Linked DNA regions of Homo sapiens: region 2 is linked to region 1. A link is a contact called in ENCODE Hi-C data. All regions are on one chromosome and are shown on one strand. Each heading gives the region's core, a stretch centred on a gene start or an enhancer-like site at or near the end of the contact. The rest is flanking DNA. Distances are from core to core; before and after follow the strand shown.

Evidence for each region. Hi-C counts contacts between places; a loop is a spot of excess contacts on that map. Pooled maps may share reads with other maps.
Region 2: a loop to region 1 is called in a map with no recorded cell type, with 2.1 times the contacts of the local background. The contact joins two enhancer-like sites. A Hi-C loop is called at or near these places in 2 of 37 single-sample maps with no recorded cell type and 3 of 50 pooled maps.

Annotation. Positions count from the first base shown.
Region 1 is chr6:144,346,931-144,354,673 of GRCh38, reverse strand. All of the region lies in intron 2 of UTRN (utrophin), which reads right to left. Among named protein-coding and RNA genes, the nearest start is that of SNORA98, 55 kb to the left of the region's middle. RefSeq lists enhancers at 237-326, 5,386-5,495. Within about 2 kb of position 4,678, at least 16 of the 41 ENCODE cell types and tissues checked have a DNase peak (open chromatin) inside an H3K27ac peak, as active enhancers do.
Region 2 is chr6:144,755,463-144,763,205 of GRCh38, reverse strand. It overlaps UTRN (utrophin), which reads right to left. Exons shown (of 75, transcript NM_007124.3): 58 at 5,217-5,277. Among named protein-coding and RNA genes, the nearest start is that of SNORA98, 350 kb to the right of the region's middle. Within about 2 kb of position 4,410, at least 2 of the 41 ENCODE cell types and tissues checked have a DNase peak (open chromatin) inside an H3K27ac peak, as active enhancers do.

The DNA.
Region 1 (7,743 bases), core at 3,429-5,928:
TGATGATCTAAGGGCAGCATGAACCATGAGGACAGGCCCGGCATCCAGCAGAGAACTGCTCAATACCAAGAACATTTACCCTGCTTCTGAAAGTCACTGGACACTGGCTCCAAAGTACCAATTAGAGCACTGGAAACTGCCTAACTCGGGCCACTACCCAGCCAGAGAAAGGGGCTTTGTTTTAATCCAGTTGGGTCCAACAAAATATGAAAACAGGATTCTAGAACGTGGTTGGATGCTGCAGCACAGAAAACCAGACTACCTGCCTTAACTTGCATTGTCCTTTCGGTGGAAGAACTTTTTCACTTGCTAATTATTTCTCCAATGTTAGTCTACTTGAGTAGCAAAATACAGCTTCCTACTGACGCAGGGGGCAGAGCTTTGAGACTTTTTTGTTCTGCCCTTTATTTTTTCATCTCCTCTGCAATCAGCCTGTCAACAAGCATATCGTTATTGTCAGGGTGTCAGTTTATAGCAGCATTCACACCCACTGCCTTTCTCATTTACTGCTTTAGATCTAGAAACCGATACCCAAGTGTGAAAACAGTTGCAAAATGAGAATCTAAGGCTCTTCACTGATGTGCCTGCACTGCACAGGTGAGGACACAAGTGTCCATCATCATCTCTGCAAGGCATATGCAGTGGTTCTAGGCTGCCAGTAAGTAGAATCCTTAAGTTTAAAACCAACTTTAAAACATCCCAGCACCTTCACAACAACGACCGCAGCACCCAGCAAACCACAGTTGCTCAATAAATGTTCACTGAGTCATTTATTTTTGGCTCCTTGGTTTTTTTGTTTTTGTTTTTGTGTGTGTTTGTTTGTTTGTTTTAGACAGTCTCGCTCTGTTGCCCAGGCTGGAGTTTAATGGCAGTATCTCAGCTCATTGCAACCTCCGACTCCCAGGTTCAAGCGATTCTCGTCCCTCAGCCTCCCAAGTAGTTGAGATTACAGGCACTCACCACCACACCCAGCTAATTTTTGTATTTTTAGTAGAGACAGGGTTTTGCCATGTTGGCCAGGCTGGTTACTGTTTTCTTATTTCTAATTCCTAGTCATGTGTGGCATAGTTGAAGCTGACAGAAACATGAGCACTGCAGTAATTAGGAAACATAAATAGCCAGGCACAGTGGCTCACGCCTGTTATCCCAGCACTTTGGGAGGCCAAGGCAGAAGGATTACTTGGGCCCAGAAGTTCAAGACCCTAACCTGGGAATAGTGAGACCTTGTTTCTATTTAAAAAAAAAAAAAAAAATCAGAAGGGCCGGGCACGTTGGTTCACGCCTAAAATCCCAGCACTTTGGGAGGCAGAGGCAGGTGGACCACAAGGTCAGGAGATCAAGACGTTCCTGGCTAACACGGTGAAACCCCATCTCTACTAAAAATACAAAAAATTAGCCAGGCATGGTAGCATGCGCCTGTAGTCCCAGCTACTCGGGAGGCTGAGGTAAGGGAATCGCTTGAACCTGGGAAGGGGAGGTTGCAGTGAGCTGAGATCGCACCACTGCACTCCAGCCTGGGCAACAGAGCGAGACTCTTACCCAAATAAAAAAAAAATCCGAAAAATGAGCTGAGCGTGGTGGCACATGCCTGTAATCCCAGCTACTCAGGAGGCTGAGGTGGGAGGACTGCTTGACCCCCGGAGATCGAGGCTACAGTGAACCTAGCTCATGCCATTACACTCTAGCTTGGTTGACAGAGCAAGACCCTGTCTCAAAGAAAAAAAGAAAAAGAAGAAGAAGAAACATAAATAGATGAGAAAATTTAGAAAACTACTGGAAAATCAATGCTGACAGTCTTCCTAACACAAACCCAATATGATAAAAATGATTCATTATAAAACACCAGGCAAATATTATTTACTGAATAACTTCCCAAATTATGGGAAATAAATGTCAATACTTTATTTCAGTAATCAAGACATAGATTTACCTTGAACGACCTTTTATTTTTATTTAGATTTGATTACTCAGAAATGTTGCAGCGTAAGGCCTAGTAACAAATTCAGCAAATATACAGAATGCAATCTCAAGGACTTTTTAAAAGAATAGTGCACACTTCACTTAGTCACCAAATAAATTTTCATCATAAAACATAAGATTCTCCTTGCAACAGCAGGAGAAATGCATAGGAGGGAGGCAGACAGATATGACATGTCCCGTGGGACATGAAAAGGGAAATGAGAACTATTGCCTCAACCAACTTGCAAAATGTCCATAACCTCCCTCTTTAAATACCATCACTATGAAATTTTTAATGCATATAAGCAAAGTGAGAATTTAATAATTATTTTAAAGAATTCACATGGGCAAAGGTAAAATATAATAATTCATTTCAAGGTGTTTATTTCTCCTCTATCCCCAAAAGTCCCTTAAACCACATTCGTACACACACAAAAAAGATTCTACTTTTCCTGCTATAACACTCGTTACTCAGAGTTAGATAATAAATACTGATTAACAATCAGTGGGTCTCAGAGTATTGGCAGATGCTAGATTGCATGGGTGGGTTAGAGTTACCTCAGTAGAAAGTGAATTTGCTAGGGGAATAAATTTCTTCTGTCAAACACAGTCTAGGAGCTACTAACACCAGAAAGAGAGTAATGGCCAATGAGTCCAAGGAGAAGCTAAAGGCACAGAATCCAGAAGTCAACAAGAAAATAGGCCAGGGCAGAAGCCAAGTGACTAACTCTGGCAGCAGGTTCCCAGCAAGAGACTGGCTGAGCCAGGAGAAAAGTAGCAGTGTCGGTGTGATAGGAGTTGCTTCTCAGAGTGCCAAGTGGATCGCTATCTGATGAGGTATTTCTACTGGCGATATGTGCAAGTGACCTGGAAGAATCTGTGCAAGGTGCCTATCTTACAAGTGCCACACAGCCCAGCCTTTCAGAGTATTTGGATCAGCGGCATTCAACTGAAATCTATCACGTTTCCAGACTACTATGACAGTTCACCTCTATTTGGAGAAATAACCTCTCTGCAGACTAAATAAAGCTTTTTATATAAGGCATCAAAGGCAAAGAGCACAGAATCATAGGGGAGGCGGCTGCGTGCCCTTTTCCTTTGCTTGCCTGCTTGCTTGCAAGCAATGAAAACCTTTCTGAACAAATGATAGCAAACTTTGAAAACAGCAAAACATCTGGGGCATCTTGCCACAAAGATATCCTCCACACAACTGCAGGCCATTTGCTGTCCTGTATAGCTCTCTATTTCCTGCCATTTACTGGATCTGTGGTTAAATGAACCCAACATAGAATTACAGCTTCAATGCTTTGATGTGAAAAATCACTAACGAATCTAAATTGAAGGACGAGGACACACTGGTAAATTTTCAATATGATGGTGCATACGGGGCCTCATTTAAACTAATGTCTTATCTTCACTTAGCATCTAAATGTATTTTTTCCTGTACTGACTTGAAATACTCTAACACAAACAGACACCATTTATTATAATCCTTCTTGCAATCTGTCAAGTTATGTTCAAAAAATTTTACAAAGATGTACCTTTAAAGACTGACAACAGCCCCAAAACAGGAGGCAGAATAGTTAGGGCTTAATTTTAAGCCTAACTCCACAGCATCTTTCTGCTAACTCCATGTTCCATAAAATATATAAAAAATGGTTTTTTTCATAAATAAATCTGGGACTTACCATCCATATGGAAATAATTTATCAGTATACGAAAATGTAATAAAATAGTGTATCTAAATAACTACTAGTCTCAGCACAGTTTGGGATGATGACGTCTTCCATATCAGCCAAAAAAAGAAAGAAAATACTATAGAATCTAAGTCCAAAGACTCAAACCTCTGTCCTAGATATCTGAAAATAATATCTATCTTTTAAGGTAGCAGTTAACCATTTTAGAACTCAAAAGAAATTCAAATAAGTCCTCCCAAATCTGCCATTTTGTAGGAATTTCCCTTGGAATCATTAAGAGTATAAAAGTCAGGGATCCAAGCAACAAAAGAAAATGAGCAATGCATGAAAAGCCAAATCACTGACGAATTTGTCCAAAGAGCCAATAAACATATGCAGAGAAGTTCAGTTCCACAAAAAAAGAAATGCAAGTTCAAACAACTATAGACTACATTTCATCTCTCTACATGTCATCTGTTGTAGATGACGATTTAACAGTAAAAGCATATTTGCCCCAGCAATTGCCCAAGTAAGCGAAGATACATGTACACAGGTAGTTTTTAATAATGTTTTAAGTGGGATGCCACTAAATCAGGATGGTTTCAATTTTGGTTCAAAAAAGAAAAGCCATGCTCACCCATAGAGGCATACATTTTTACATTCATAGAAAACAAGGGTAGCAGAAGAAACGAAACTATTAACAATGGTTTTGGAGAGAGGAAGGAAATGACAGTTTTCTACTTTGTAGAATTTTCATTTTGCATTACATTTTTTTTTTTTTTAGAAAACAGTCTGATTACTTAAGATATTTTAAAGGACATTTGAACTATATTACTAAAAATTAAATTTGGAGTCAAAAACGTATTTAAATGCTCCTTTTCCTTGAGAGCAACTCCACACAGAGGGCCACAGGAATTCCTGCCCAGCTCACAATCTAAGTTTCAATACTCTGCAGCTCAGACAGAAAGTTTGGCCTGTGTTCCTTTAGTCCTAGACTAAAATTTCACTTTAGCACAATGGTAGAACCTGGCTATGAGTCATCTTCCTCTGCAAAACAATGAAAGGTCTAGTTCAGTGGGAAAAAACGACTTCAGTTGCCAGTTCATTGAACTGTTCAAATTAAGGTCAAAATACTGGAGCAGGAGCGAGGGAGTCGCTGTGTCCAGATCCTATCTAACCCCACACCAGTCCCCTGAATGGCCCTCCAACCAAGTCTTGAATTTGCAAACGGTTAGAATAGGAAGCACCTGGTGCCCTCTAAGTAGGGGTCAGAGAACGCAAGTGAAAACATGAAACAGATCCAAATCCAGTTTCATGAGCATGCCTTTCAAGTAATGCCAAGGAAAAATATATCAAAAACATGATGGAGTGCACAGCTTCAGCTTAAATATATTTCAAGTACCATGATGAATATAATGTTTGATTTCCTACCCTAGACTCTACCTAAAAGAGCCCATTATCAACAGACTAGGTTTTTATAATTTTTACAGAATTTATTATTCCATTTATTTACCTGGAACTATTACTATAGCTTGCAAAGAACTTTAAAATGTGTAACATCATGAATCCTGACCACACTCTCCCGGGGCATCCTCCCTGGTTGGGAGATCCTGTGATCCTCCTGGTTGGGAGTCCCCTTCTCAGAGGTTCAGTGACTTACCCTGACGATGGCAGGGGTAATGGAAACCCAGATCTTGAGGGCCAAGTCTCATCCCTTAAAGAACTGCTCAGGGCCAGGCGCCGTGGCTCATGCCTGTAATCCCAGCACTTTGGGAGGCTGAGGCGGGCGGATCACGAGGTCAGGAGATCCAGACCATCCTGGCTAACACGGGGAAACCCCGTCTCTACTAAAAATACAAAAAATTAGCCGGGCGTGATGGCGGGCGCCTGTAGTCCCAGCTACTCGGAAGGCTGAGGCAGGAGAATGGCGTGAACCCGGGAGGAGGAGCTTGCAGTGAGCCGAGATCCCATCACGCGCTCCAGCCTGGGCGACAGAGCGAGACTCCGTCTCAAAACAAAAAAAAAAGAACTGCTCAGTACCATGTTAATCCCATTTCTCATTTTCTCCACCCAAGATTCTTTTCTTTTGTTTTTGTTTTTTTTTGAGATGGAGTTTCGCTCTTGTTGCCCAGGCTAGAGTGCAATGGCGCAACCTCTGCTCACCACAACCTCTGCCTCCTAGGTTCAAGCAATTCTCCTGCCTCAGCCTCCCTAGTAGCTGGGTTTACAGGCATGCGCCACTAGGCCCGGCTCATTTTGTATTTTTAATAGAGACAGGGTTTCTCCATGTTGGTCAGGCTGGTCTTGAACTCCCGACTTCAGGTGATCTGCCCGCCTCGGCCTCCCAAAGTGCTGGGATTACAGGCATGAGCCACCGCACCGGCCGATTCTTTTCTTTCACATGTCGCTCTTTCTACTCTTTTTCTCCCAACTTAACAATTCTCATTCTCTCACCTCTGTAAGTTATAGTTACCTGGTCTTCCTAACCACCTACTCATTTTCTCTATAATTATTAAGATCTGCAAAAAATTCACGAGTCCTAAGATATCTTCCCAGACAAATCTCACTGCCCTGTGATCACTCCAAATTCTGTGTTCCTTTATTTGGATATAGTCAACTGGTGGGTCTGGCAATCCCTAACATATGACAAAGATGACAACGTTCCTTCCTTTCAGCCACCAGCAAACCTAGCATTCACTTCACACACCATCCTTTCCAGGTCCTAACCTCCACGGGGGAAGAATCAAATCACCTTCATTTTTATATCCCCATACCTCCCCAGAGCTGGGCGTGTGCTAGGTACCTAGCAAATGCTGACTGAATAGATGAGTGTGGTCGTCAACCTCCTGGAGTTCCAACACAAAAGACTTGAGCTCCTTTAAGAGTGAGTCACGGCTGGGCATGGTGGCTCAGGCCTGTAATCCCAGCATTTTGGGAGGCCAAGAGGGAGGATCACTCGAGCTCAGGAGTTCAAGACCAGCCTGGGCAACATAGTGAGATCCCATCTCTACAGAAAAACTATTAAAAATTAGCCAGGTATGGGAGCACATACCTATAGTCCCAGCTACTCAGGAGACTGAGGTGGGAGGATCACTTGAGCCTGGGAGGTCAAGGCTACAGTGAGCTAAGACTGTGTCACTGCACTCCAGGCTGGGCAACACAGCGAGACTTAGTCTCAAAAAAAAAAACAAAAAAAAAAAACAAAGAATAAGCCACAGTTCAGGAGATTCTCCCAGGAGTGTCCCCATCTGGCCTCACATCCACATTCACACACACACACTCAGCCCCTGATGAAATTCTCTTTCCCAAAGTTCTCAACCTGCCTTGCCTCATAAGGACACCACTGCCCTGGAGCCTTGTCTCTTCTGAGAGGTCTGTTCAGCATTCCCCCAGATCAGCCACCTGTTCCCCTGTGACCTTTTCCTGGAGTGTCTTCCAAGATGACAGCCACTGTTCAGCCTAACATAGCACACTCTCCTACATCAGCAAAGACCATAACTAAGCCTCTGTCCAATCTTCTTCCAACTTCCTGTTACTCAAAGGAACTAATTCATTCATTCATTCCACAAGCAGCTACTGAGCCTCTTCTGCACATCAGGCACACATTCAGGTGCTAGGAGGCAGCAGTAACAAAGCTGCCTCTACTCCCTCCCATGGAGCTTTCAGTCTAGTGGGGGACGAATACATTCCCCTGTACCCTCCACATTGGACACCCTTGGCTGGCTTTTGACAAGCTACAGAGCAGGGCCTCAGTCCAATCAAGTCACGATCTCTGACTGTGGGGCACAAGCATGTTGGTGATTCTAATGGGGGACCCAAGTAGTGAATCTTTTAACCCTTCCATCTAAAAAGGAAACAGCTGACATAGAGTCCTGTCAGCAGGCAAGAAAGCAGGAAGGATGGCAAAACGAGCAGGGCTCCCAGGAGTGGTTTCCTGAGCAGTGGCAATTTCCAGACATGAGTCATCTGGGCCTTCATAGATGCCTAAATGGCCAGTCCCGCCTCCAAATTATTCATTTCACATTTTCAAGCTTGTTTTGAAACTTTGGTTTATCTCAGTTATATTATTGTTAGCATCTAGTGAAAATGATGATACAGCTGGATAAAG
Region 2 (7,743 bases), core at 3,161-5,660, 410 kb before region 1:
TTCTTGCAATATTGAGGAATGTCAGTTTTAGAAAATGTGACATGCATGGTATATATAACCAGAGATTACTAATATGTACATAATGAAAGCTGTGTGTTGTGTGATATTGTACATTGTATTTAGGGTTCTATGAAGAATTAACATCTGCACTGCAGACTCCAGTGGGAAAAACTGAGCTATAGAATTGTTAAATTGTGATGGTGACACCTTGTCACAAGAACAGAATAGTCATCTGTAGCAAGACTAAAGGCTTACTGAAAAGTCAACAACTCAGGCTTTAGAGAAGGTGTTATAAGGAAAAAGGAAAATCTTATTTCCTAACTACATCTTATTAAATTCTATTAAATACTGTGACTTACCAACAGGCCGGATGTATAGAGAACCATCTGTGTTTCAAGTCCCTTAGGACTTATAAGCCAGCTTTGTTGGCCATCTTACTCGCAGATACTTAAATCTACCAGTTGACAGAAATCTTCAGATCATGTGAATGGGGAAAGATAGAGGAAGGCCAAAGAGTGTGTTTCCCCACCTCAGAGTTCCTCTCAAGGTCCAACTGGCAAGCACTGTGGGAATGACATCTTCCTATCTATGAAAAAGCACCTTTGTCCATTACCAGACCACAGTGTGAAACTGCTTTAAACATCTAGAAAATAGATCCTCCTGTAGAAATTAGCCTATGGAAAAGCCTATACAACGGCAGTGTGGAGTACTGGAAAAAGCATGGGCTTTGTCCTTGGACAGCTGGACTCAGTTGCTGGCACACAGGAGGTGCATAGTAAATGGTAACCGTCTATGGTATGAAAGAAAGGATGTTTGCTCATACTTTCTCCACTACTATCCTCCTTCCTAAATATAATCCTTCATCCTATTCAAAGTTTCCATGGGACTAAAAACTTCCGTCCTCTGACTCAACTAATATTGGGGCCAGGACACAGCACCGCATAGTGATCAGGAGTTCAGGAGCTGTAGACAATCCCTGGGTTTGAACACTAGCTCTTCTATTTACCAGCTGTGTAATCTCAAGCAAGCTGTAAGCGTGCTTATTAATTACTTTTAATGCAGTTATTGATAATTCATTAAGACTTATGTGTAAATGGGGGTAATTATAGTACCTATACTTCACTTGGCTAATGAGAGAATTAAAAGAGATCATCTATGCACAAGATTCAGCACAACACCTGGCAAATAAATGACTGTTCAAAAATGTAATTTATTACAATGATCATTATTACTTCCCACAGCAACTATTTATCATTATTATATGTTATTATTATTTCTGTGGCAAACTGAGAAATGGTGAATTTTACATGGTTAATGTGATGCATTAAGAAAGTTCAACCGAACCCAAAGCTTTCATTCCTCTTATTCCTCATATTCCCTGGAAGTTGACTTTTATCTGAGGAAATGAACAACTTGTGCAAAATACATAACCAAAAATTTACAATGAGAGATATCTGGCTTTTATGGCAGATTTTTGTATATTGTGAAGGCAGCAAGAACCATTTTAAATTTTCTTTTTCTCTCTCTCTTTATTTATTATTATTATTATTATTTTTTAAGGAGACAGAGTTTCACTCTGTTGCCCAGACTGTAGTGCAGTGGTGTGATCATGGCTCACTGCAGTCTTGACCTCCCGGGCTCAAGTGATCCTCCCACCTCAGCCTCCTGACTGCTGGGACTATAGGCGCATGTTACCATGCCCAGCTAATTTTTTGTAGAGATGGGGTTTTGTCATGTTGCTCAGGCTGGTCTTGAACTCCTGGGGGCAAGCAATCCACCCGCCTCAGCCTCCCAAGCATTAGGATTATAAGCATGAGCCACTGCACCCGGCCCCATTTTAAATGTTCTTAAACCCTGAATACAATGAGCTCTCATTGCACTATACTAGGAAAAAAGAAATAACTAGATCAGTTTCAGAAAGTCTACCTTAGAGGAAGCAAATAAAATTTTCAAATGTTAATTTTAACTTAAGATATTAACAAATAGAGAGGTTTATGCTATATAGACTAGTTTTAACTTAAGATATTAACAAATAGAGGGATTTATACTATATAGACTAGTTTTAACTTAAGATATCAACAAATAGAGGGGTTTATACTATATAGACTCTTTCAGTTCAGATTTATATTCTTTCATTTTCTACAAACACATGAGCCATGGAGCCACCGCAGTGCACTTCAAAATATTAATAAGGAATTACCTAGAGAGACAGAAATGCAGTGGGAAGCCATCAAAGTGGGCTTTAAGTGATCTATAAAATTAAAATATGACATAAAAATAATTTGCCCTTCCTAGTCTCCTTTCAACTTTCTGGCCATATTCTAACAGTGAATACAAAGATGATATACTTAAACACCAAAAACGTTGAATATTTCTACCTGAATATTATTTTTTGTTAGCCATATACATTCTAATTTGCTCCAGGAAATTCTCATTGCATGGCAATCATGCAAAATTTGTTTTAAACATTTTTCTTCTACTTTTGAAGCCACGCAAAGGGAAGTGTATATTAAAAGCTTTTTCATTCTCCATTTGCTTGGTTATTAATTTGGGAATTAAATTTTGTTTTCATAACAATTCTTCACACATAAATACTGGCTTTTATAACTCTACCTTCAGAATTTGATGTTCCTTCTTCATGAGGAAATAAACTGTTAAATTACACAATGAAAGATCCTGGTTAAACAAGTTTTGTGAAAATGGGAATTTGCTATATACAAATGAGCACATTTCTAAAAATTTGGAAGACTTAAAAGACATTTAACACTAAAACTACATATATTTTAAACAATCTGATCTTTTACTGGTGATGGAGAAGATTTTTTTAAATGCTACAGTCCTAAACGTTATTATTTAAAATAGTGGCCATCATTATATTATATCTATTTTCCAGTGCTGGTAATAGTGCTCTAGCCAATGGGAAGCCAGGTAAAACTAACTTTTATTCTACCAATCTGCCCCATAAGAACTCTGCCCCACAAGAACAAGAATACAATCCTACCAGATCCTTCCAAAATTATAAACATTTTGAATTAGAGAAATTCTGATTTAGACAATTCTCAGTCATATATAATTAACCTAAACATATAGAAATTCATTTTTAAAAAAGAGCTAAAATTAAGGATGGACTTTAAAAGTCCCAAACCACACAGATAATCATGATATAAACATAAAGCAAGATATTTAATTTTTTTTATTTAGTAAAACCCAAAAACTAGATCCAGTTTGCATTTTTAAAAAAATCAGATGATAAAAGACTCTAAGTCAATTCAATAAATTAATTAATTTCAATTAATTTGCGTGAACTTCTTGATTTTTTTATAGTACATGCATTAATTTTCTATTGCTGTTACAAAAATGTCTCCCTGGGATAAAATCAAAGTTGGCAGGGCTGAATTCCTTCTCTGGAGGTTCTAAGAGAGAATCCCATTTCTTTGCCTTTTCCAGCTTCTAGAAGCTGCCTGCATTTAAGGATCATGTCTGCTTCCTTTACCTTCCAAGCTAGTAGCTAGCATTCTCAAATCTCTGCCTCCCCTGCCACTTTTAAAGGCCCCTGGGATTACATTAAGCCCATCAGGATAATCCAGAATAATCTCCCTAATTAAAGGTCAGTTGATTTGCAACCTTAATTCCATTTACGACCTTAATTCTCCCTTGCTTTGTAACCTAACATTTTCACAGGTTCCAGGGATTATGATGTGAGCATCTTTCAGGGGTTGGGAGCAGTTATTATTTTGCCTACCACAGTACATCAGATTTATATCTAAATTTGTAAGATTAAATTCAAGTCAATATTCAACCAAGCAAATTAAAGTTCTCTAATACTATTACTATTATTATTGTTATAGTGTACAATAAAAATGTAAACAGTTTTAAACATTTTCAGTTAGATAATCACATCTTCTTTCACTAGAGACATGCCAACTTAACCAGCGTCTGACCTCTTTCCATTCTTACTTGGGCAAATTTGACACCAATCAATTGCTTTAATACCTTGTTCTCAACTCAGTTCACAACTCAGTGCATTGTAGGTTATACACTGATAAAAATATTAAACTCCCATAAGCTAATGTAACGTATATTGCTTATTATATTTATTATATATTATGCAAACCTGTTTTTTACCCTGAGCTTACATCTCAGACTGTAATAAAAAATTATAAGAAAAGACTATTTCACCAACATGGACTTCACACAACGTTTTCAGGAAGTATACTGGAAGAGCAGATTATTAGCATTTGTATAGATTTTGGAGATACCACACCCCATGTTAGAAATGATAAAAAGGAAACTTGGCCCAGAGATCTTCATCTGACTTACCTGAGGTCACACAGCTAACCTGAGACAGAGCTGTCTCCTGACAATAAGTAAGTGTTGTCATGATTATGATGCTGTTCGTCTGACACATAAAATAGGGTCAACTATGACTCATCACTAGAGCACGTTGTAAATTAATATCTTTACTAAGTTACACTCCAAGGGACTATAGAAGTAGAATTTTATCATTCTGTTCCATGACAATATATAGCCCTAAGCCAAGGATCAACGCCTACTAAGAGCCTGTGTAAATTATACAAAACTTATAAAATGTCATATAAGAAGAAGAAACAGTATGCAAGAAGGAGAAACTAACTGGACAACAGAATCAAAGAATGATGAGCCTATGCTAATAATGCAGATAACTTCTATAAGACAAAGAAAAACTTGACAATATTTCACTTTTTCATGATAAATCATTATTTCTTATTGGTGGAATAAAATGACAAGAGTATAAGACATTTTTATATGGATTTTCTTAGAGGAAGAAAAATGGTTTAGAATTTGTACAATTTGACAAATATCATTATGTCAAGAGTATTTTGAAATTCTGTCATTTTTCTCCAATTTTTTTTTTTTTTACTTTTTAGAGACTGGATCTTGCTTTGTTGTCCAGGCTGGAATACAGTATGGCCATCATAGCTTATTGTCTGTCTCCAAATATTTAAATCTCTACTTTAAAATATATCAGCTAAACACACCTATATCCCTAATCTGATACATGAAAAATATAATTCTCATGTTAAAAGTAGTTTCTTTTTAATATTAACTATATCACAGTTTCTTTCAGATAATAGGACTGAATTCTATTTTTAAAAGTTATGGGGAGAGAAGCCTCTTAAGTTATCAATAAAACATGATTTTCTTGGTATCATAAAGGAGAATTAAAATCAACTTACTTGATGTAATAGGGCACTTTATTATGTGAAATGGATCTTTGCCACGGCAGCTGGACTGACGCTGAGGAAACAAAGGGAGATTATTGGAAACGTTGGAAACCAAAAAGCCTTACACCTTAATGCAAAACAACTGAACATTTTATAGCAAATTCAATGAACTGCTCTGGTTTCTGAGCTGGATTCCTATAATTATGAGATCCACTGGGCCAAACAAAAAATGGCTTTAAGGATTCATTTGAAGTAAAACAAGAAACAATACAGGTTCAAGGTCTAATGCCAACTAATCTAACCTGTTGATAAAAATACTTTTAAACTTTCAAATGGTGTTGCTTATAAATACTACAGTTTAAACCTTAGTGCCATCTGGAAACTGTACTCCATATATATTTTTGATAAAGCTAAAACCAAAATTAATTTTACCTGGTATATCCAGATTAAAAATTAGATTTTTCAAGACCGAATTTTCCAGATGACTAATAACATTGTTTACTTTGCATCGTAGTCACAGGAGTAGCTATTGAGTACAGATGGCATTTAAGTAAATTCAATTCTATAACATTTAAAAAGAAGGAATTTAAAAATAGGCAAAAAGTTGTGAAGAACCAAGGCAATCGTCTAGGCAGAAAAATCCCAATTTCTTACTTTCATCTGAAACATACAGAGAGCCCAGTCTCCTACTTTTGCACTAGACCTTACTATGACTGAGATTTTATGGGGTTTTTAAATTGAGGTACTTTTTTTTTTTTTTTTTTTACAATTCTAGTTACTTCTTACTTATAAAAAATATATTATTCCTACATTAACCAATTATTTTAAGACTTATTTAAGAAGAATAGTACATGTGAATTTAGTGCCATAAAAGAATTTTGCTAAATGAACAAATATAAAAATTCAAATAATACTTGGAATTTTCATACTTTGCAAATATCATCAGATCCTCACGTAGCCAGTTGTCACCAATACTTTTTTTCTCAATTTCATGTCACATTAATATCTTACAACTATTCAGCATTCTAAACTTTGCCAAGCATTTTCAAATATATGTTTTCGGTAAGGAAGCCAGCAAGATACACGTTAAAGTTCCATTTGATAGATGAGGAACTAAATGTGTAGAGATAAAATAACTTGCCCAAAGAGTGACAGCCAGTAAATAAACGGTCGAGCTCAGATGTGATCTCAATTTCTGAACACTAGCTGAGCAATTCTTCTACTCAACAATTCCTCCTCTCTTTATAAAAGGCAAGCACTCTGTTCTCAATCTATGCCCACCAAAGTATAAACAGGGATGAAAATGAGGAAGTAGGTATGTTACATTTCTCATTAGAGCCAACCTCATTTCAGTGTTGGCACCAGGCTAATAGGTCAGTTTTTATTTTGTGCCTAACTAAACAGGCTTCTTTTATAACCATGGCTGAAGTCCAAGAAATATAATAAAGCCAAAGATTCCAAGCAGCAAAGGATAACAATTATTAAATGTATTAATTGGGACTTTGTTTACACTTCCCCACTCATTTTAATAATTGTTTTGATTTGAATAACTTCTACCTCCTTGGATTCTCAGTGTTAGATAATACAAGGCCATGTATTTGACTTTTACAAAAATGTGTATAAATTTCACAATATTTCACTTCCAAAAGAATATGTGCTTGATTTCCACTATGAGAGTGATTGCTAGGTGAAAGTATAGCATTTCATCAATATTAAAGATAACTGATAGTTAGAACTGTAAAGACAGTCTCAATTATTTTGTAAATTCCTCTTTCATTTGGTCTTGGTACATAGCTTTACATTTTGAAAAACTGAGCTTTAGAAATCTGGAATACTTAATAATCTAATAAGTATACAGCAAACCTATTTACTTCATCAACATTGATGGTATCTGGACTTTAAAAATGTGTCCTGGCATCTAGGTACACAGTATATTCCAGGAAGGCGTATACCAAAGATTAACTACCTAAGGTCTAAGGTTTGTGAAACAGAAAAACTGTATGGAGTTGAGGTAGGGGTGGGGGCAGTGAGGAGGGTGAGAGGTAGAGAGGTGTAGGGCAGGAAGGGGCAGAAAATGACTGATTAAGATTCTTGAAATTGTAAAAGAAAAGCCCAACCTTTAACTGAGGTAAGGCAGTTTATCAAGAGTGACAAAAACATTAAGAGGAAATATAAATGTAATCAATTTAGTTAGAAGATATAGTACTTTTTAGCTGTTTCTATGGTTATAGTTGCAAAAAAACTGTCATAATTGAGAAATAAGCTTTGCCCTAAGTTTTAAAGTTTACTTAAATTGAATTAAATGAAACAAATTGCTTTCTTACATATATTTGCTAAAGGAAATGAAAGGAAAGGAATTAATATTTATTGAAAGCATTTGTGTCAAGAACTGTGCTAGGTGCTTTGTGTAATTCGATATGCCTTGTCATTGAGTTCTCAAAACAATCAGAGGAAATAGGTAATACGGTATTTTAAGACAAAGAAATCAACCTTCAGAAATTCACAGGTCTGGTAAGCGACAGAATGAATGTTTAAACTC